Linked DNA regions of Mus musculus: regions 2 and 3 are each linked to region 1. A link is a loop called in an ENCODE intact Hi-C map of the cell type or tissue named here. Cell type or tissue: left cerebral cortex. All regions are shown on one strand. Links, peaks and the distances in the headings refer to the core of each region. The heading gives the core; the rest is flanking DNA.

Region 1 (7,822 bases), core at 3,388-5,887:
AGCGGAATAGAAAGTGAAGAGATGTGATCATATTTAGCATATTTTGAATGAAGAGTTAAGGAAAAAAAATCTACCTTTTCAAAGTCTCAGATTCCTTAGGAATTTATCATATTGGCTTTTCATAAAATAAAAAAATAATCTAGATGTAAGAACTGAAAAAATAGTGTTGAAATTGTTAGCTATGTTGGGAAACCTCAGGGTTTAAATTCTCCGACCTCTTATGTTTTATCAATAGAATTTAAATAGCTGTGCCTTCCTTACATGGCTATTATGAAGGTCCAATAGAATACTTCATAACTGAAGTTTCCAAACTAATTTTAACTTAATCAACCTGCTAGATTAGCAAGAATTCTTTTTCACTGTAAAACATACCCATAAAAACTAATGGCTCACTAAATGCTAAAATCTAGTAAGTTGCTCTCCAGTAAAAACATCAAATTGAAATGTGGATACATTAACTATAGGATAAAAATATTATATATAGAAAATATTTAATATATAAATGTGAGTTGATACTAAGCTTGCTTCATAAACATATTACATCACTTGAAAAAAAAAACAACTAAGGCATTGTGCAAATGAATTTGGAATGGAAGACAAATCCACCCAGAATTTATAGAATTCTAATCAAAGAACCAATACTTAGCAACGGAAAACTATTTGTTATTCGCCAAGTGATTTTCAAAGTGGTACACATTTATATGGTTTTCAAATAAATTAAAATGTTTACTACTATGTATATTTCCAGTGAGAATAAAATAGAGCACAATCTGCGCTTCTGGTGGACCTGAGTTTGCCAGAACCTATGCAAATGCTTCACAATCGCCTATACGTCCAGTCCCAGTGGATCCAATGCCTCTGTAGACACACACACATACACACACACACACACACACACACACACACACACATACATGGACATATACATATATACACATAATTTAAAATAAATCTTTGGGCTGCAGAGATGCCTGGCAGGCAGGAACATTGACTGCTCTTCTGGAGGATCCAGTTGGATTCCCAGCACCTATATGGGTGGCTTATAACCATCTGTAAGCCCAGTTCCTGGGAATCCAGTCCCTTCTTCTGGCCTCCATGGGCACAAGACATACAAGTAGTGCATATATACATTTACTTACACACACACACACACACACACACACACACACACACAGGAAAACACCCAAACAAAATAAAAATGAAAACTGTTTAATACATGATTATTAACAGTATTTTTACCTTATCCTATTTTTAGTTAAGCAACCAGTGATGTATATTATTCCTTCTTCTGTAATAAAACATACTAGTCGCTAGTCCGCAATATTAACTGTACCTAAGAATCTCCTGTGGGCCTTTTATTTAGTGCCAATCCCTGGGCCTTCTCTTTGGATATTTTGGTTCTTTAACACCGGAAAGAGGCAAGAACTCATTGAGTGCCACTAGTCTGTCAACAGTGGACATTCAAAGCAACTAACTGAGATATAAAAGCAAAACACTGCATTTGCTTTTCAGAGATTTTACACTGGAAAGGCAGAAACATTTTAAAAGATAAAGTGAACAGAGGCAGTGGTCAGGACTGGTCTCACAGAGGTTGTCATTAAATTATATGGTAAAGGCTAACTGAGAGTTCTCCAACTGTACATCTGGGATAATTATTCTAAAGGAAGTCATGGACAAGCACTGCACATGACAATGTGATGCTTTGGAGCAGTGTAATATGCCAAGGGAACCAAGGAAATAGATAGAGTTAGGAAGGTAAACAGGGCACCTTTCTGAAGAGAACCATATGAAAAATCAAGATTAAAAAGATTAAGTTTTAATGTATAAAGCAGTGTTTTCAAGATGAGTAATTTTCACAAAATTCAAATTCAAGAGGAGTAGTTGGTGTATGTTGCGAATAGCTGAGGCAGTGGGCACTCAAGGGCACATACTGAACCTAAAAGATTACAATAAACTGGTATGTTAGCCTGTCTCTCTACTCCTGAGCATTTTCCATGTATTATGAGGAACTTAGCTTTACATTCCTTAAGATCAACAAATACCCTATACCTGCCTAAGAGTATTACACAAAACACAAAATTTAAAAAAAAAGTATTGATTGGCAGTACAGCTTGTTATAATTCATCAAATAAACTTAAGTTAATAAAACATCACATTTATTTGTCTTAATTGATTTTACTGGAGTATAACAAAAGACTTTTGTTTCTAGAGAACTACTGCTCTCTGGAAACTAACATAGAATTCCTGCCAAACAAATCACATTGCATTCGGGTAATCACATTATTACAACAAAATGAAGTATAATAAGGTAAAATATGAAGTGAGGATAGATCAGAATGTATTTTCAAGACACAAATCAAGAAAGTAAGATGCAAGGAATGAGTACCGGGGATGGGAAATGGCACAAAATTCAGAAACACAGAGCAAATAGGATCTGAGGATTCAGATGGTCGAGGGAGGCTTGGTGGGGAACAGAATCTGGATTTACACTTCAGTTTTAGCCACAATAAAAAGATAAAAGTGTCCAGAAGGTGCTGATGTCTTATCATTCACAAAAGAATCTTCTCTGCACACTTGATCAGTAAGCCTAAAAGAAGTCCTCATCCCAATGACAGCTCTAATTTTGCTTTTTCCTTAATCTACTTTATATATCCATTATAGACTATGCTACCTATAATATAGTTACATAATCACTTTTTAAATTAACTGTAGTCCTAGTCAAATATACTATTGTGTTTTCCATACTTGGTGTGACTGCAGTACAATTACTGCATAGCTAATACAACTGTCTAACCTCATAGTTTATTTGAAACTTATTACCCTAAATATAAAGTATATTATAATGGCTATATTTGTTCTACAACAAACAAGGTATCTTTTCAACTTCAAAAATATAAATATTTTATCACCCCTCTCACCCTGTGTATTCTCTTCACCGTCTTGTCTTCTCAAATTCTAATAAGCTTTCTTTCATATAAGGAAAATAGAAATATTTATTCTCATACTGCAAATGCAGGAAACAAGGTTCCAAGAAGAAAAACATATCTTGCCCGTGATAATATGGCTGGCAAATGGCAGGGCTTAAAATGTTTAAAAAAAAAAACTTATTCATAGGCCATTGTCCTTCCTACCATGCCATATGTATCAGACATAGACCATACTTAACTTCTGCCACTTGTCATGACCACTCTTTTCTTAAGAAACTTGGAGGTAACCGTGTGCTGCACTTTATTTCCAGCATTTACACATACATACCTCTGAATTTATTTCATTTAAAAATTTCTCTACTTGCTTTACAGCCTCTACTGTTCATCATCCATCTGGTTTGAGTCTACCTGCTCTATACTAATTTTATCTGAAATAAAATTCTCCTGCATCACTATCACGTTCATTACTTGAGGGTATTAGGATTTTTTTTCAGAATATGGGAAAGGAAATAGAAATAAATAATCAAGACATGATTCTCCTGTGTAGCAATTCAAATTTGGCTTCCAGGGCTCTTTCACATATTTGTTTCAGAACCGCTATTAAGTTCTTCCTTAACTGATATAATATCTATTACTTCATATTGTATTCAAATTTCACACAATTGATTAAATCTATTTAATTCTAAATAAACTTGGGCCTTAAGTAAACTAATAACTATAGATTTGATGTTTTTATAATAAACTTTCTAGGAAGAGCTGAGACAATGACTGAAACTTAACCTGATTTTTCTTATTATGTATTTATATTATGTATTCAATCACATTTATAAAACTATATTCATTTATATCATACAAATGACTTAAAGGTGGTTTTTTTTCTCATATAAGTCATATCAAAATTACACTGAAAGGTAACACCCAAAAAGAGCAATGAAGAAAATATACCATCTCATAAAGTAATACTATAATATCTTTATATAGCAATGTTACATTTTTTTTTTTTTACTATTTCTCATCTTCTTTCCCTGTCCAAAATTCTGCTTGTTCATTGGAAGCTCAAAATCAAAGTATAATGGCCTAAATGTTTTCCTCTGAATCAGAACACGTTGCTTTGCTTTTCTGGGAATTCTGAGTTCTCACAAGAATTGAGCCCATAGGATTTGTATGCTTATCAAGGGTCTAAGATCCCTTTTTTTCTAATATCTAGAATTTTAGAACACTGTCACTGGGCACATTAATCTATTATCTACTTAATTCTAGCAACATGTTGAGAGCCTTATTCATTTTACAACTAGACAGAGAAAAGGAATAACAGTTTCTCAGAATGAAAACCCAGGAAGCCAAATGGCTGTCATTTCTCCTTCAGTTTAGTACGTATACACAAACGTATTTTGTCCACTTATTTGGCTTTAACACCTTGGAAATACTACTTTTTGTGTGTCTTTTCCTTCTCTTTAAAATACCATTGTTGCTTATAAACCGATGCCAAAGTTAATATCTAAAGTGTTTTTATTCATTCAAATCAACTTAGTACTAGGCTCTTTGATACTGACGTCTCAACAATTTCCAGCCCTGCAAATGTATGTGTGTGTGTGTGTGTGTCTCCTTGTTTCTTCACAACAGTAAAGTAGAAATATAACAGGCCCTAAAGCCAATTCAAAACTTACCTTGCAAATCTGGAAATAGTCTGAAGTCAGGCTTTCCTGAATTTCCTCTCTCGGAAGCCCTGCAGTCCCTCCTGGATGGACAGAGCCACTTCCAGCCCCACCACTGTTACTGCCACTGCTGCTACCACTGCCAGGGGAAGAGGCAGTTAAGCCATCCAAAACTTTTCGGAAATTAAACTTCTTCATTTTAAACACTGTCGAAAAATTAAAAGGAAAAGAGAAGTGGTCACAAACATGGAATTTTACGGGGCAAAAGCCTCTATCTTTTCATTAGTCAAGGCAGGAGTAGCTAGTCCCCATTTTATGAGCATTGGATGTAATCGACGGGGAAGAGGGGTTCGGGCTTCATGTCCTCAAATTTTAACTTTAAAAGGGATATCTTTATAAGATAAAGAGAACACAACTCCAAGAGCAACAGTATTCCTTCCTTCGCACATTCAGATTTTCAAGGGCTTTATCCCCAGCTGTAGCTATGCTTTATCAGCACTGGGGTAAAAATAAAAGGCCGTGTCATCATCGTCATTAGCATTATATCATCATTATTATACAATCAAACCAGAGCCCAACAGACCAAGACCCTATGGACTGTTCTGAAAGGGGGGCTTTCCTTCTTCAGGGTCAACTCATAAATTTTTATTATCGGAAAAAACGATGTTGTAGGGGAACCAGTATTTACTCTTCCACCATGTTTGGGGCTCCCCCCCACACAATCCCATCATCTTCAAAGCTTCCTTTTTCTCAATAGAAACTAGGGGACAGGAAAAAAAATGGCTTTTTTCCATCCCATATACCCAAAAACCTAGACCCCAAAACATCTGCGGTGACTCACGGCCACAGCCGACGGGAGGGGCGAGCGGGGACCGCCTGCCTCCACCTGTCCCCAGCTCCTCTCTTCTGCCCCTCTCCCGCCTCTGGTCTCCCGTGTCCCCTCCCCGCCCGGCTCCCCCTCTGCACAGCAGCGGCTCTCCGGGGGATGTGAGGCGGTGACGCCTGCGGCCCGAGTCCCGCCTCAGCCTGCGGGGCGCGCAGAGCTGGCTCTCTCGCTCCCTCCCAGCCAAGCAGGGCGCTGAGGCTACCACCGCGGGCTACGAGCCCTGGAGCCCTCACAGACAGCCGGGAAGCCACACGCACCTCAGACAGCTGCGCGGGCGCGCTCTCCCTCTTGCACAGGCACACACACACACACACACACACACACACACACACACACACACACACACACACAGGCGTGCGCACAGGTGTGAGGGCAAGCCGCGATGGGACAGCACGGGTGTCCCTGGGGACCCCAGACTTAGCACCTTCCTCAGACGCCACTAGCCGCCGGCCAGCCCGTGAGGCGGAGGGCGCGGAGGCTGCAGGCTCACAGGCGGGCGAAGGTCCAGCCCGGATCCGGCCGCTTCTCGGGTCCCTCTGGTCCTGGTGCCTGGCGCTCTCCGAGGTCCTAACCGAGCGGGCGGGTCTGTCTCAGGCTCCGCCCCCGCCGTGGGAGGTAGGCCCCGCCCCAGTCGGCCCGCACCCTCCTCCCTCCCAGACTCTCGCGCCGGGGGCGGGGCACTCTGGGCACCAGGGGGGCGGGACATCCTCTCGCCAATCACAAGCTCCACTGACCTAAGTCTTAGGGATTCCAGGCAGGAAAGAAGTTTGGGGATAGGTCAGAGAAAAAGCCAGTGACAGGAGGAGGGGATCATTTAGGAAAGTAGGTGATGTATTTGATTGACAGCCATACTAGCCAGTATGCCTTGGCGCCGTGCTTTGGGGGCTGTAATTGGTGCTACCTGTTGAAGGACGCAAGTGTGAATCAATAGAATGCTTGCAAGCTTGAGAACTTGCGCTCCGGGAGTCCCAGGCTGCAGAAAGGGTTACCTTAGGTCGTGCTCTGGACTGTATTGTGGACCCGGCTTTTGGACCGGGCTTATTTTGCAGCCTTCCCCCACCCCCCAGCACCCCTTGAATCTATTTCTGCTCACCAGGGCCAGGTGCATCTAATAGACGATCTCGCTGCCCTGCTATATGCGTTGAACGTAGATTTGTAAATAATCCCTACAAACTGTTAGTTCTCTCCATTAAGTCATCTGTACCAAAATGAATTGGTTTTCGGTGGAAATGTTGGCTTCCAAATCTTAAGGAAATGATTTGCCTACTTTATACAGCCTATGGAAATAGACCAGCGTTCCCCTTCTCCACATAGACAAATTAAATTTTTGAGGAAACATTTCTCTCAAATCATGACAAGATGCATCTTAAGCTTTTTTCTCATTTGAATCATTTTGGAAAATACTCTATTCCATACAGGAAAAAGAAACATCGCACCATTGTGAAGAAGGTGATGTAGTTCTGAGCCCTGACTGGCTTTTGGTAAAAGGCTCAAGGTCCATAACTAACTGTACACTTTAATCTAAGCAACAGGGATCATTAGAAATCGTCCCAAATATTTACTGTCCTACATCTTAGGTATGAAACACCACTTCCAGACCCATCCCTTTCTCTGTCAGAGATGAGAGGGGAGAAAGGGAAGACTTGAATGCCTTATGAATTACTCAGGCAAATAGCAAAGAAACCATGGCGATCAAATCGCGCTCAGATTTTCGGAAACTCAGCTCGGTATTCACATTCTCATTTTGAATGTTCTACTCCTTAACACTTGCAGCACTTCTTTTTGTAACCCTCTCACACTTTCACGGTCAAACCCAGATAGTGATTTTCTTAATAACCATTAAGGAGTAGAACTTTGTGCTTCTAGTTAATTTAGTACCTGGCACAGTATTTCTCTTAGAAAGAGCATTCAAAGGGCTTTAGACAATGGATTAGTTACTGGCTATAAGATAAAGATTTATGAGATGATATCTAACTTATCATGCTTGGGAGGAGTGAAAAATAAGTATGGAAACAAATTTCATATGTGTTATAAACTGGATCTTGAAGTGCTTCTAAATCCTATATCAGATACCTAACAATACCTGTCTTTTGCTGTCTCCTGTTGCCTTTTTTTTTTTTTTTTTTTTCCTTTCTGGCCCATTGTTCATTTCCAAACATCGGAGTTAATGAGAGCTAAAAGATTTTCTTCCTCTTTTTACGTCTAGCTTTTCTTTGAAAGGAGGCGATTTGGTGAGTTAACCATTATTAAATAGAGTGATGGATTTAGAATGCTTTCTTTGCTTCAGCAAAATTTGACCTACCTACTTAAGGGTCAATATGAAAACAAGCCCACAGCATGTGGAGGTCTGGCCT
Region 2 (7,822 bases), core at 3,451-5,950, 120 kb after region 1:
AGGTTCAATGTCTGAATTAAGAGCCCAGACATCGAAGCTCTAGGTAAAGGCCCTGGAAAGCCAGGATAAGTCAAGATTTTAACTTATGGTCTGAGTCCTAGGAGTGATAGTGGACAAAGTAGAGAAGCTAATTCCTTTGAGGGAAGAGAAATTCAAAGTTCAGATGAATCTCCGCCTCCTAGTCTGTCCTCTGCAGCTACTGCCAGCAAGCGATGGTGTTCTCTTGGGACCACCACAGCCAAAATAGACATCTTGGCTCCTATTCCCGGACTACTTAGTCCCCACTGATTGACAGTAATTGTCGCACAGAGTGTAGGAAGAGAGACTATTTTAAAAAGAAATAGCATACAAAATAGGATTATTGTGTAAACCAGCAATTCATAGCTTTAGTATCTATTCTAGTTTGCTTTCTATTACTCTGATTGATCACCATGACCAAAAGCAACTCAGTGAAGAAAGGGTTTGTTTCATCTTACAATTCTTGGGTTGCAGCCCATCATGGAGAGAAGCCAAGGTAGGAAGGAGTTCAGTCAGGAACCCAGAGGCAGGAACTGAAGCAGATTCCATGGAGAAACACCTAGTGACTTGCTTCCTTGCTTCTTCTCAGCTATCTTCTGAATACAAGACCACATGCCCAGGCTACCTATGTACTTAGGTACCTACAGGGACTTAATATTGATACACAAATGCAAGGCAGCAGTATTCATAGGAGGGAGTTCAAAATGGGGAGGCAGTCTAGCTGTCCTACAGCTGAATACAGAAACAAAAATAAATAGTCACAATATTAATATCATTCAGTCATAAAGAGAAGGAGATTTTGACACATCCTTCAATGTGTAAAAGTTGTAAGAATATTATACTGAGAGAGACTAAACATAACAAATCATATACAGTTTAGTTCTGTGTATATAAAATATTCTTGAACTCACTGGCACAGGGAAAGACTTCCTGAACAGAACACCAATAGCACAGACACTGAGAACAACAATTAATAAATGCAACCTCATAAAACTGAAAGGTTTCTCTGTGGCAAAAGACACCATGATTCAGACAAGGTGGCAGGTATAGAATGGAAAAATATTGTTCTCAAAATATATATCCAATAAAGGGCTAGTATCTAAAATATATAAAGAACTTTTAAAAAAAAGGCTGGACATCAGGAAAACCACCAAATTTAAAACTGGGTTAAAGATCTAAACAGAGAATTCTCAAAAGAAAAAATAACCAATGGCTGAGAGACACATAAAGAAAATTATTAATATCCACAGTCATCAGGGAAATGCAATTCAAAAGTACTTTGAGGTATCATCTTATGCCAATCAGAGTATTCAAGAACAATAAAACAAATATCAGCTCATGCTATTGAGGATATAAGGGGAACAGTTATGCATTCTTGGTTAGAGTGCAAAATTGTACAGCTATTATTGAAAACAGTGTGACAGTTCCTCACAAAGCTGAGGACGTATCTACCTCAAGATCCAGCTATACCACTGTTGAACATATATCCAAAGGACATTTCAAAATTCTCCTATAGAGACACTTGCATAATCATGTCCACTGCTGCTCAATTCATAATACACCAAAACTGGGAACAACCTATATATCTCTATCAGCATCAGCCGGTAGATTTAAAAAAATGTGATATAGTTACACAATGGAATATTACACAGTCATTAAAAATATGAAATCATGGGCTGGAGAGATGGCTCAGCAGTTAAGAGCACTAACTGTTCTTCCAGAGGTCCCGAGTTCAATTCCCAGCAACCACAGGGTGGCTAACAACCATCTGTAATGGGATCCGATGTCCTCTTCTGGTGCGTCTGAAGACAGCTACAGTGTACTCGTCATATATATATAATAAATAAATAAAATCTTTTAAAAAATATAAAATCACAAAATCCACAGGTTAATGGATGAAACTAAAAAAAAAAAAAAAAAATCCTCCTGAGTAAGGTAACTAAGTCTCCTGGGGATTTAACCATCCTGAGGGCAGGTCCCACGTCCAGCAGTAGTGGCTGACCCAGAATGAACTCAATGGCATCTTTGGAGGCTGTTTGTCTCATAATGCTTTTCAGGGCTTTAAAAAAAAGTATTATTATCTTTTTAACCTCACAGGCCCTTTGCATATATATTCTGACTCCCAGTTTTGCTTTTCTGGCGTCCAGCGCGTACGAACCTGCGCGCCCTGCATTTAGCTGGGTTTTTTGTGCTTTTACTTCGGCTCCAGTTGTTCTGTTGCCTTGTCCTACCCAGCTTGTTTCTGTTTTATCTTATTTTAGTATTATTCTTTAGATGCCTATTTGTTTTCTAATGAGAGAAAGAAAGGGTGTGGATCAAGATGGCAGGGGAGGTGGGAAAGGGCTTGGAGGAGTTGGAGGAAGGGGAACCATAACCAGGATATATTGTACGAATGGTATGAAGAAAATCTATCTTCAATAAAAAAAAAAAAAGAAGAAGAAGAAGAAGAGGAGGAGGAATGTTTAGAGAAAGTAAATCCATACACTAGAAGATGCAGGGGTTGGTGGGAAGGCAGAACTAGAAAAGCCTGCTAAGTCCTGGCCTTCCTTTTGGACAGGAACAGCACAACAAACCCGAGTAGTGGTGGTTACAACTACTCTCAATATATCAGACGCCACTGAAATGCTCACTCTCGAACAACTAATGCCATGGGAATTTTACCATTAAAAAAAAAAATTACGCTGACCCCGTGACTCAGCTGACTGCCACGCTGCTCTTTCTCCTTCCCTTCCTTGTAACCGATGGAAAGGGGGGACCAGCCATGAGCATCTGCAGAAACTATGTGCCAGGACAAGGCAACGCAAGTATCAAGACAGACAGAAGGATCTGCATCTTGGACACCATGAAGACGAGTACATGAACCGCCCACTTCATTGTAAGAAAACTTAAATTCTTAGTGGAGTTTTATAAAACTAAGGAGGTTGAAAGGAAGGGCTGAGCATGTAGGTCAGCGATAGAAGAGTGGTTTAACATGCATCAGGCCCAGGCGGCAATCCCCCAGTGCCGTAAAAAAAAGTACAAACACTAAATAAAGCACAAACGTGAAGGAAGAAATAGCCCACCCTTTGTTCTTTACACATTTTTCTCCTTAAAGAATGATGTTAACATGCATGAAATAACTTCATGGGCAAGGCTTAGTTTAGATGCATTGCTTTGAGGGACTTTTGGCTAGGTAGTTTAAACAGTTGCTGGGAAAATGTCCTTTGTAAAAATGTTCTTTAAAAAAAAAAAAAAAAAAAGAGCCGGGCATGGTGGCGCACACCTTTAATCCCAGCACTCGGGAGGCAGAGGCAGGTGGATTTCTGAGTTTGAGGCCAGCCTGGTCTACAGAGTGAGTTCCAGGACAGCCAGGGTAACACAGAGAAACCGTGTCTCAAAAAACCAAAAGAAAGAAAGAAAGAAAGAAAGAAAGAGAGAGAGAGAGAGAGAGAGAGAGAGAGAGAGAGAGAGAGAGAGAGAGAGAGAAAGAAAGAATTTTTAAAAAAACTAAAAAAAAAAAAAAAAAAAAAACCAAAGCTGTAGATAGAAACCACAAATTAGTACCACAGACATTAGTTATACAGACAGAAGAAAGATGACAGAAGAAAAAAATGCCCCTTTCATAGCTTATTTGTGGTCTGGAAACACGGCCATATACTTGTTCAGCTAATACACACTGATGGCAACTATCTCCGTGCCGGGCCGTAAGCCTGGGAAGGGAACCAGGCACTACAGTAAGCCAGCAGGTGGCCTTGACTCTTGTGGAGTGGGGTGAAGGTTCATGGTAAGCCCAGAAACAATTTAACTTACAGTATGGACTAGACTAACACAAGCACATCAGCACACGGGACTTCCAGCTGCCTCGGCTTAGTTCCTGCCTCTCGGCTTCTCTACTCCTGGCGTGGCTTCCTTTACTTCCAAGAACTCAGGCCCTTGCCTACTACTGTGCCAGTGAACTAGTTAAACTTGTTAGGTTCTTATCAACAGTTCTAGCAGCTTCCCTCAGGAAAGAAACCAAGAACCCCACCCCAACCTCCTCGTCTCACCCAAAAGGGAAAATCAGAAGCAAAGTCTATTATGGTTTCCAAGAATACCGAGTCAACACACAAAACTGAAGCTGACTTTCCTGTGAAACTAAATTTTAAAAAGATACCCTTGACAATGTTTATCCACAGAACTCCACAAAGCAAGCTACAAATGTGACCTCTTGTAGAGTTTTCAAAGTTCTAATAGCCACTTTAAAAGGAGGGAAAACAGTTAAGATTATTTTAATAGTATTTTTCTTTAACCCAACACATTTATAGTATTTTAAAAAATATAACCAATATAAAATCATCGTGCATAGTAATTCCCATGCTGAGCCTTCCAACCATGAGTATAGTATGTACCACTCAGTTACAGCACATTTTCATTTGGGTCGGATACACCTCAAGTATTCGGCAGCCACACTTAGCCAGTGGCTAACATATATAGACAATGCTGCCCCAATAGTCAATAAATTTCCCTTCCCACAAACATTAAAGCTAATGGCTCCCAGAACCGAAGCTTCAAGATGTCTAGCTGTGCCCCAGAAGCTATATTCCAGCACCCCCTACTGATAGTCTTGGAGACAGAGCCCTAGGCATCATGAATCACAAGTGAGCATAATTATCTGATTAAGAACATAATTAACTAATTTGCAATTCAGTCAGGAACAAAATGATCAGCCTTGGTGCAGAAAAGGTCATACTCTCCTACTGCTAACTCATCTGCCCATCTCTCCATTCAACACTTACTGAGTCTACTCTGCAGTAGAATTAATTCTACATGCTAGCAGCCTGCCCTCTGGTGGCTTATACTCTTTTTTTTGGGGGGGGGAGGGGGTGATGGGCATAAATAAGACATTTAATTCAAACTCTAAATTGCAAGAAACAAACAAGACAGGAAAATATAGAATACACAGGAGAACAGAGAACCAGCTTCTCAGAGGTGCTAATTGTGCTTAAGAAAGAAGTATCAGGCAAGAATGGCCAAGTGTCTTATACAGAGACTGTAACTTGACAGTGACCCACGGCAGGCAAAAAGATGGTCTATTCAAGCTAAGAGTTTCCAACAGTAAGAAGAAGCGGGTATGTGGAGGCCAGACCATAACAGGGCTGTTGGAAGGGGTAAGAGATCTGGATGCTATTTAAAAATAAATCTAATTTATGATTTTTTAAAAAAATTCCTGTGTGGGTGAATGGTTAAAATTTTGTGTGTGTGTGTATGTGTGTGTGTGTGTGTGTGTGTGTGTGTGTGTGTGTGTGTGTGTGTTGTGGAAACAGGGAGAACACTCAAGGGTGGCTGCAGTCACCAAGGTGATGGCTGGCATGGCTGAGAATGGCAGTGGTGGAAGCCACTAGATCAGATTTACACCATGTCTCCAGCTCATTGGTGCATCCTGTCAGCTCACAGTTGGGTTATATAACGTTGACTATATTTTGAGTCTGACAGGACTAGATGATGCATTTGATGTAGGGTGACAAAAGAAAAAGCAGTCAACTCTTAACTTTTAGGTTCACCTTGTAGATAAAATGGCAGAGCTAATCTGCTGAACATGAAAAACCCTCTGCCCCTTCTGTTTCTGGTCCTAATGAGCAGAGACACCATCCATGCAGAAACTTCAGATTCATCCGAGAAAACCACCTTATCCAAAGTCACCAAATGTACTACTTCTATCTCTTCACCACCTTTCAAGAGTGTCCCCATCTTCCTACCAATACAGACTTGGACACCAAGACTATGACTGTGGCTTTACTATTCTCTCTGCATAAACACCAATCCACGGCCAATACTTTACCTTGTTCTCTGGCTCAATATCATCCAACCATTTGTTTGTTTGTTTGTTTGTTTTTCGAGACAGGGTTTCTCTGTGTAGCCCTGGCTGTCCTGGAGCTCACTTTGTAGACCAGGCTGGCCTCGAACTCAGAAATCCGCCTGCCTCTGCCTCCCAAGTGCTGGGATTAAAGGCGTGCACCACCACCACCCGGCTCAACCATGTTTTTAAAAGGATAATTTGGCAGTGTTTACTTAAGTGTAAATGGACACGTCCTGTTGATTTGGATCAGTGTGTCCAAGGTTTCATGTGCTAGGCTGGTCCTTGGTACAGGAGTGCTGAGACGGAGGAGCATGGGAGAGTTAGGGCTGATGAGGTCACATCACTGCCAACGCTGCCTCTCAGAGTGGGCTCTTCTAAGAGCATGTTGTAACACAGCAAGTCCATCCCATGGACCTGGCCTCTTCTGTAAACGGCCATTTCCTTCTCCACCCTTTTGTTACAGCCGAGTGGGCCCTCAGCTGCAGCCAAACAGACAGATGTCTGATCTTAGGACTTTCAGTCTCAGAAACCTCATTAAACACAATCTCTGTTCCTTAGAGAGGAACCAGCTTCAGCTATTCCTTACAGTAACATAAGACAGACGAACACACTTTTTGCCTATTTCTCTTATGATTCTATGTTATATAAATAACTAAAAAAAAAAAAAAAAAAAAAAAGAAGAAGAAGAAAGTGTAAGGGTAGGCCCAGTCATTAATACAGGAGGTCGCATAAACCATCATACAATATTTTAAAATCCTATACAGCTCTAATGTTTACAAAACTGAATGACAGTGTGTATAATCCCATTTACATAGAAGATGGATGGACTGATAAGCACACTCTCAACAATGGTTCTCTCAGAATAGTGAAATGAGGGTGGTCTGAGGAGTTCTCAGATTTTACTATATATATATATATATGTTCCTAGTTGGGTGATTTTTAAAGCATCAGATACATTTATGTAACAATGAGACGAGACAACCATCTTGTATGTCTTCACATGATTCAGGAACCTGGTGCTTGTCCTCTTCCTAGCTTAATCTCACAGACTTATTTACATCGGGTAGGCGATAATGTACTTTCGTATGATGGGAACCGTGGGCTGACTGCTGAAACTGGGGCATGCACTAGGCCTGGCAGCTTTCTAAGGGAATTGGAAAGGCTGCGTCTGGTTCTCAGGACATAAAGCGCATTCTGAAGAGGCCGGTTTATCTGCTCCTGCACTTAAAGGTGCGCAGGAAGCACTTCATCCCTTTAGCTCTCCAAAGGAAGATTTCATTATCTTCCCCTTTCTCAACCCACTTTGGCTTGTCAGGTCTTAAGAGTGTCTGCATTAATCCTGTTCAGTTTATTTTCTCTTATGGCAGGGTTTAAAACACACACACACACACACACACACACACACACACACACACACACACAATTACCACAGTTCCGGCTTCTTTCTAAAGTCTTCATTTTCTGGGAGGGAATTTCAAGCTATTAAAAAAGTGACAGCAACTGAGCTATTAAAGGCAACACAGCTTTGATGAAGACAGAGCACAAAATAAATACAAAGAGAGCCATGCCGACCTCAAGAATCTGAAGGCTTTCTCTTTATTCCCAGTGAGGGGGACCCAGCCCAAGGCCTTGTACCACGGAGCTCTTCTGAGCACGGAGTGCCACTCCCAGGCCTCATAGGACTTTTGGTAGTTGAGAATAAGAAACTGTTATTTTATACCTCCTTTTTTACAACTTGGGAATAAAAATGAAAAAAAGAAGAAGAAGAAGAAAAAAAAGCTCCACATCTAATCATTTTTCCTGTGGTCCTGGCTAGAAATCTAGGCATGGGGCCAACAGAACGAAGTGAACTCGCCTTTGCTGTTCTCATCACCCGCTGGTACCCAGCCTCTTAGAATACCTACAATTATAAAATACTCAATTATTCCTCCCTTAGTCATGTAGATGACTAGAGCTAAATACCACAGTGAGATGGGGAAACAAAAGCCC
Region 3 (7,822 bases), core at 3,451-5,950, 110 kb after region 1:
AACGGCTCAGCGACTTGAGAGCTCTTACTAAGGTGGAACTGAAATCTGCCTTCTTTAGTCTCAGCTCTCTAGTCTAGCTTCACATCTTGAAAGAACTGAACACATTTATTCTGCCTGTCACTGGACAGTGTCCTAAGTATTTGAAGACAAGGAGGTAGTATTCCTTTGATGGATGAATTCTCTTCCCCTCTGTCTGTCTCTAAGGTAAATGAGACCACTTCTACCAACCATCCTGGCTTCCCTATCCTCACCATTCTATTAACCTTACTGGTTGGTCAATAGCCCAAGTAATGTAACGACCACAGAAGCCAATACCCCAGGTATGGTCTGACCACAGCCCATTGCAACAAGACCAGAGGTGCCTGTGATCTGCACCTCGAGTCCCTTCATGTAGTTTAAAGATCAGCGTGCTCTTTTTCTTTTCCAGCAGAACATTGAATCCTAATGTTGGCAAACATTCAACCTGTGGGTAATTACATCTCCAGTTCTTTCATATGAACAAACTCCCCTCAAACTAGAATGTATGTGTCTGGTTTTCCTCTTACTTTAAACATTTCTGTTCTGCAATTATTTCTGAGATATTTCATCTTCTTGAGTTAGACAAGACACTCTGGGCTGTCTAGACAGTTTTGAATTCTGATTTAGCTCAGTGGCTGCCTTTTCCAGCTATGTGTCACCTGTAGGTTTAGTTTAAAAAAAAAAAAGCTACTTAATCCATCGAAGCACTGCAAAAACAAAGCAAACTTTTCTGACATTGTTGAAAGTATAGGCTTGAGGATGTGATGCAGAGTGACTTCAAAATTAGCTAGAGCAATTTATAGGCAGCCTCTTTCAATTCTCTTCAACCCACCTGCACAACACGGAATAGGAAGCACACAGAGAAGAAAGGACCGCCGATTGCACGTGGGTAGTGAGAAAGGGAGAGCGCAAGGAAGCAGAGGCCCCACCTCCATCTCCAGCTCTTTTCTAGGTGGTCTCCAGGACTGGGCAGTTGTGGGATGCGGTCCAGGCGTCACCTCTTTGTGATGGGTATGGTGGATGTGTGTATAGTTTCTCTCACTGTGACGCCTTTCAAGCTCTCTTCTCTAAGGGAGACCAAATGATACTGCCCAGGAAAACCCATTTATACCAGCTGATGTGAGTACAGGGGCTGATGTGGGTATACAGGCTATTATGTGTTCTCCTGCCTTATAGTCCAAGAATCACATCCTCTCAAGTTGAGTTTTAATAAATATCCTACATAGCTATTTTGAGTAAGACCCATAAACAAGAAAGCGATTGCTAAAGCTGTGTAGAAAGCAAATGGCTCTGGAACTGGGCCTGGCCTCACTATTGGTGGCCTCTCTACTTAATAGTCCTATAACCTTGGGCAAACCATTTACCTCTCTGTTGTGTGGTGGTTTGAATGGAAATCTCCCCTGCAGATTCAGAGGTTTGAATACATGATCCTTGGTTAGTGGTACTGTTTGGGGGAGGCTTGGGTGTGGCCTTACTGGAGGAACTGAAGCACAAAGATCGGGTATTGAAGTTTCAAAGCCACGTGCCATTCCCAGCTTACTCTCTAGGCTTCCTGCTTGCTGTTGAGAACTGGTCTCTTATCCCTCTGAAAGCACAAGTCCAAACAAACTCTTTCTTCTGTAAGTTCCCTTGGTTATGGTGTTTTATCATAGCAATAGAAAAGCAACTGATACAATGGGATAAGAGTTAATTGCAACATTATAGAAACAAGTTGCTGTCCTCCCTAGTATTAGCTGTTATGAAATAGCCTTTTAATATGGGCTCAGCTTTTTTTTCAAAAAGATTTATTTGAGGGACAGCGAGAGAGAGAGAGAGAGAGAGAGAGAGAGAGAGAGAGAGAACATGTGCATGCCTGTATGCTATGGAGGTGCCTATGGAGGCCAAAGGAGGGTACTGGATGCCCCTGGAATTGGTGTTACAGATGGATGGATGTGAGTGGCTCAGCGTGGGTCCTGGGGACCAAGCTCAAGCTCAGTTTATCTCATCTATAAAGCAACAAGGGCTCCTGTCTGCTGAGCCATCTCTACATCCCCATTGTTCACTTTATTTTTAATCTAGCATACCCGTTCTACACTTTGATCTAAAACATAGTAACAGTTGTCACTGGGTCCTTCGAAACCTAGCATGTTAGGGACCTAATCAAACCTCTCTTCAGATGGCAGAAATGAGTCTCAGAAGGAAATGGAGTCTTTTCTGAAAACAGTAAGTGAATGGCCAGGTACCCCAATTCCCACCCTGTTCCACTGGAGCCTTTATTCTTCTCTATAAATAAATCAGAACTAGCTATATAAGCAAATGCAGATTTCGACGTTAGTATATTTTATATGTAGGAATATGATAGTCATCATTACAGCATATATTTAGAAGATGTGTATTTATATATGTCATTTTGCAGAGAGAAATTATGAGAATTATCTATAAATACATATGCACAGCACTGTGAAGCTCATGCTCAAAAATTCCTGCATGCACCGCCCCCATCTATGAACAGTATAGAATGGCAGAAAAACCGAGACAGGACTTAAAACTGAGTAAACCTGGAATTCAATCCCATTGCTCACCTCTGACCTTTAGCAAAGTGCTTAACCTTTCTGAGCCTCAATTTCTTCTGGAAAATGAGGATTTCAAAATCTGTTTTGGTGGAATCCATTTGGGGAACATAATGCCTGGGTATAAAACAGTGCTTACTGGAGTCCTTTGCTTCCCTGATTTCAGTGCTCCAGTAGAAGCCAGGCACCACCAGGAGCTGGCAAGGTAGGAACCAGGCTGAGGAAGAGGAGACGCTGTTTTCCTAGTTAGAGGTGGGATGGGCCTTAGTACCTGGAGTGTCCCTTAAGACAACTTGGAAGTATAAGGGTATGTTCTAGAATCCATCAACTCATGGACCACTGGTACTTGCTACCCCTTTCTAGGTTGTTCATATCAGATCGCCACTTAATTGGCTGGCCTCAGTACAGTCTGCACTAGGCTTGTACATCCAAATCCCCAAAGTCCATAATCACCTTAAAGCAGCTTTTGCTTTTGGCACTTGGAGCATCAGCTGCCATAACATCCTCTGAAGTTACCTTACGCATTAGGTATTGATAAATATTTATGAAAGGGAAGTGGGGGGGGCGGGGCTGAAGAAAAGGGAGGATTAGAGGAAGGAAAGCTCAAAGAGGCAATGGTGATTGTCCCCCCAACACACACAGGAACTACAAAGTAACATTTTTTTTTTTGCCCTGAAAATTAGCAATATACAATCACTCTAAAGGGGACCCGATGAAAATATGCAGTCATCTTAAGGTGATGTAAGAGATTCTGAAACAATATTTTCACAGGAGTTGTTCCCTGGCCTGAGCATCACTGGGAACCCCATAAACATTTAGCTTCCTTGACCCTTCCCTGAGCTTAATAAATTAGAATTTCCCATACACTACAGAAGTCTGTGTTTCTCTCATGGATGCAGGTGCTGCTGTGGTAACCAGCAGATACTTCCCGGTTCCACTGCAGGAAGTCTGATGAGGAACAGTCTATAGAAAGCCCAGTGTACTGTGCTGTGGAGAGAATGGCCAGAAGAAGCAATGTGGGGAAACAGAGAGTCTTGGCACAGACTATGACCTGTGCAAGCCTAGTTCTAGAACAAAGTTCCCCACTGAGGTACCTGAAATCCTAGTTTGCCTGGAGGAGCCGGGGACCCTGGATAGGCATTGCCTGGCGATGCTGAGCATTTCAATCCTCCAGCTTGCCTTGTCAATGTTTCCTGCTCACCGAGCCACCTTCTGATGAACTCTCTTCCCATGCAACTGGCCTACAGGGATAGAAGGGGCAGATGAGGCCAAATGTTTCCCACTGTAAATTAATAAACTGCCATGCTGGTTATAGATCAGTCTCTTGTGGGTTAGCATGAGTCAGCAGTCCTGCGTCTGATCAACTCAGAGCCTCTGCCAAGACCAAGTTCCCGATGCTGCAAAGACAAGGGCTTGACCCTGGACCCCAGTGAATTGATCAGACAAATGTGCTCCCTTTGGGCCTCAGGAACCAGGCAGTCAGCCTCTCCAGGAGACGGGTGATGAAAAGGATCTTTATACCTGCTTTCTTGGGAGCTTGAACTTGGGAGGACAGTGAGTCTCTGATTAACATGCCTTTTAAGTAAAGCCTTTTCTTATGTATTAGCTTGTCTGATACAATCCTAGAGGATGGAAAGGAAAAGAAGTAATGGGGGGAGGGAGGGACGGAGGGATGGAGGGAGGCAGGGATGGACAGACAGACAGAGAACATTCTCAACATGATTTGGGAGGTGATGAGTGACCCAAGAATCTGTTTCCTTCTTTAATGGTAGCATCAAGAGTGGCCGGCTCTGCCACAGCATCACAAGGGCAATGGGAGAAAGAAGTTAACTGTGGTCAGGCTCCTGGCAGCCTAGAGCATTTAGACACTCAGGCTTGATGGCATATCACCAGGGGAAATGTACAAAAAAAACTGTCTTCTGACCCCCTTTCCCACCATTACATTCGACTTTAGTGATTTAAGTCCTGGGTGACTTCACTAGTGACAGTTCCCAAAATGAATTGACTTTTTCTTTTCTTTTCTTTTTCCTTTTTTTCTTAATGCTTTATAAACTTGCACGAAACCAAAGATCTAGATTTTGGAGGCCCAGAACAGGGAAAGGGCATGTCCCTCGGCTCTTCTTTCTCCTGCTCTGACATAGGTTTCAGCATTATCCATAGCAGGATGCAGGGCTCCAGGCAGAGATGGCCGTTAACTAGCTCAGACGCCGCCCAAGTCTTCACATTTTGCTAGCTGCTTGATCTTGTTTTTTCCTATAAATCTGTAGATTCCGATGAGAGCACTCTAGAGTGGTAAAGACACAGAGAGAGCTAGCTGCTTGTTCCCCACCCAACTGGTTCATGTCTGGCTGGATCAGCCTCCCACCTCTCCTGCTGATTCACCAGGCTCAGTCTATTGAAACAGATGGCACATCTATTTAGGTATTTTAATAGCATGTATTTAAGATACCCTATTGAGAATCCGATCTGACAGGGCTTTGATGAAGCACTGATGTGTTGAAAACCAGGCTCAGGAGGCAAATAACATCATCCCCCAAAACCAAATCCTCGGCAGCAACTCAACAAACACAGTAGGCACTTAACTGAGGACCTACTGTGTGTGAACACACTCAGCAGTAAGTTGAGAGCCAGAGAAGAGGCAGGACGCTTGCCACATGCCCTTGGGAATTTATACTTTCTCCGGGGAGAAATGGCAGGTAGACAGACATCTGCAATTTTATAAGCATATGTAATGACCTACTAGGTGGGGATAATCTGAACATGTGAGTTAGCAAGAGTCAGGGTAGGTGCCTGCACCAAATAATGAGCATCAAATGGATGGAGGGAACGCTCCCAGGGTAGCCTGATCGTATAGCAATGCTTCGGTGATTCCCTAACCACAGATGGTATCTAAACTCTACCCCAACTCTACCATGCTGATTCCACTCTGCCCCCCTCTAACCCTGACCCACCCAGCCCTGCTTTAAGATTAACCTTGGCTTTCTCCAGAAAAGCTGTGTTCCTGCTTCCAACCCTCAGGCAAGGATGCACTGTTCCCCTCACGTTGTTCATACTGCATACGTTGGGTGTTCAGGCTTGGAACGAAAAGCACACACTATCTTGTATCATTCTTGAATCTTTCAAGCTCGGAAGACTCAACAATATTGTAGGGTAAATATCAATTTATGTCTGTTCGGTTAATACAATATTTGCCCGGCACCCACTTACGTGTTATTTGCCAGGGAAACAAATATACATAGGAAAAGATTCTCTCAAGGAGCTCACACATATATTTGCTACCCTGATATGGAATATATTTGTTTTCCTTCTGAAGATCAATATGGTGGCTTGTGTGCAGCAGGTCTTTACAAATGGATGCTGTTGGTACTTATTGCTTCTCCGAGACCTTATGAGCTAGGGAGAAGTAGAAATAACAGGAGGGAAGTAACCTATTTCAATATTTTTGAAGTTTACAGCAAACCCAACCCAGGTGGCTTAAACAATAAAGGGGATTATTGGCTTTTCTAACTGAAAAACATATTTCCTGTATGATGGCTTTACCAGAAGGCTGGTACTGAGATGGCTTTCCTAATAATTCCAGACTTCACATTCACACATAAGAGCCAGGGAAATGGGAATTCGTCTTTCATGGTCAGATGAAGAAAGGTCTAAAGGAAGGACATGGCCGCTCCTGATGTGATGGAGGTTTAGTGCAGATAAAAAGGGGGGCATAGTCAGAGACAGAGACATCTGGGAGAGTCCAGAGTGACCATGACCCCGAGTCGGCCATGAGGGTAAAAGGGAAAGAGGGGCGGAGCACCCAACTAAGAGGGGTGGGGCGGCCTGAGCCAAGAGACTGATTGACAGGGTAAACAGTAAACCTAAAGAGCCAGGTAACCCAGATGGCTCAAGCGTACAGGGGAGGGCAGCTGAGGGAAGGGCACCCCAGCCCCTGGGCTGAAGATAGTTAGGGTAGGGGTAGGGTATGCCAGTCAACAGGACCCTGTAACAGGTAGAGAGACTGGGGGATGCTGGGAGAACCTGGAGGCCATGGTAGGATTTGATGATGAAATGCACCTCAGTTGGCCATTGTCCTGGGTTTGAGATCTAATACCCATGAATCTATAAAAGTGAAAGACTTCCTCCTTGAAGCCACAGGAACCTTTCCTTATTGTCTTAGTGTAACAACCGACCCATGAGCATTTTTCTTAACCAACTCCTTGGCCACTAAACACTGTAGACTGCCTGCTCACTTTGTCCAAGTTCCTGATCACTGTCAAAAAAACCAAGATTGCTCTGTTAGGCCAGCCTTCTTATGCAACGGTAATACAACCTCCAAAACCCAGTGGCTTAAACCCAGCAGATATACATTTCTTGGTCTCCTGATGTGACAGGGTAAACTGACCTGTTGGGGGGTGGGGGTGCTCAACCATTATAGTCATCCTGGGATACAGGACAATGGAGGCTTCATCTTGATGTAGGGTTTAGTAATTACTACAGCAGGGAGGAAGATAAATCATGCATTAATGATATGTTATTTCTCTCCACAATTGGTTAAAACAAGTTACATGACCACCGCTAACTTCAACCACTGAGCTATACCGCTCTGGGAGAATGCACACTTTCCTGGGAAAGCTATCCTTAGGAAAAAACATGGGCATTATTAGAAAGGAAACAGAGAGGGTGAATAGACAGTTGAAAAAGTTTACTACAGAAGTTTCATGAGGGCAAACTGAACTCAGATATTAAAGGCACAAGAATACCAAGATTATGAACAGATTGGCTAAAGCCAAAGAGAAGAGAATCAACTGTGGGAGGAACCACTGAGAGATCTGCACGGCTGAAAGGGCCAGATGGAAATCAGTGACACCAGTGGTGTGTTTTACACCTCTGCGGCTGAGCACCCTAATACAGGACGGGAATGAGGAAGCTACATCAGGAATGCGTGGGACTTGGGGCTTACAACTTTCAGGGATCTAAGATTGTTGGGAAATCAATGGCAGAGTTGAAGAACTTGAGTCAAATGAGCAGCAAGGCCAAAGCTATTATCACTTGGAGGCAAAAATCACTGTCTCGAGAGAGAGTATGTCCATTAAAACATAAAACTTGAGGTGGTTGGTACAGACCAATGAGACAGAATCCAGATGATGGAAAGGAAAAAAAGCCAATCAGAGAGATCCTGAGACAAAGACAAACCTTCTATCTCAGTGGATCCACAAGAGTTAGAGAGCAAAGAAGTCTCCAGGGGAGAAGACCGTGTGAGTTTCCACCAGAGA

What was found. Hi-C counts contacts between places; a loop is a spot of excess contacts. Peaks named below come from ENCODE experiments on the same cell type or tissue, not always from the same donor. Only the 100,000 strongest peaks of a DNase experiment are listed, where the experiment ranks them.
Region 2: it touches region 1 in a loop (2.0-fold over the local background); 5 of 42 quality-filtered maps call a loop at or near these places.
Region 3: it touches region 1 in a loop (2.0-fold over the local background); 5 of 42 quality-filtered maps call a loop at or near these places.

The regions. Positions count from the first base shown.
Region 1 is chr16:37,378,918-37,386,739 of GRCm38, forward strand. It overlaps Stxbp5l (syntaxin binding protein 5-like), which reads right to left and starts at 6,041. Exons shown (of 28, transcript NM_172440.3): 1 at 5,893-6,041; 2 at 4,595-4,788. The coding sequence starts at 4,780. In left cerebral cortex, for the core only: no CTCF peak of the experiment used is centred there; DNase peaks (open chromatin) are centred at 4,686, 5,091 and 5,580; H3K4me3 peaks cover 2,500 bases; H3K27ac peaks cover 1,282 bases.
Region 2 is chr16:37,500,009-37,507,830 of GRCm38, forward strand. No RefSeq gene overlaps it. Among named protein-coding and RNA genes, the nearest start is that of Gtf2e1, 36 kb to the right of the region's middle. In left cerebral cortex, for the core only: CTCF peaks have their summits at 4,625 (motif pointing left) and 4,827 (motif pointing left); a DNase peak (open chromatin) is centred at 4,584.
Region 3 is chr16:37,490,343-37,498,164 of GRCm38, forward strand. No RefSeq gene overlaps it. Among named protein-coding and RNA genes, the nearest start is that of Gtf2e1, 46 kb to the right of the region's middle. In left cerebral cortex, for the core only: no CTCF peak of the experiment used is centred there; a DNase peak (open chromatin) is centred at 4,914; H3K27ac peaks cover 1,660 bases.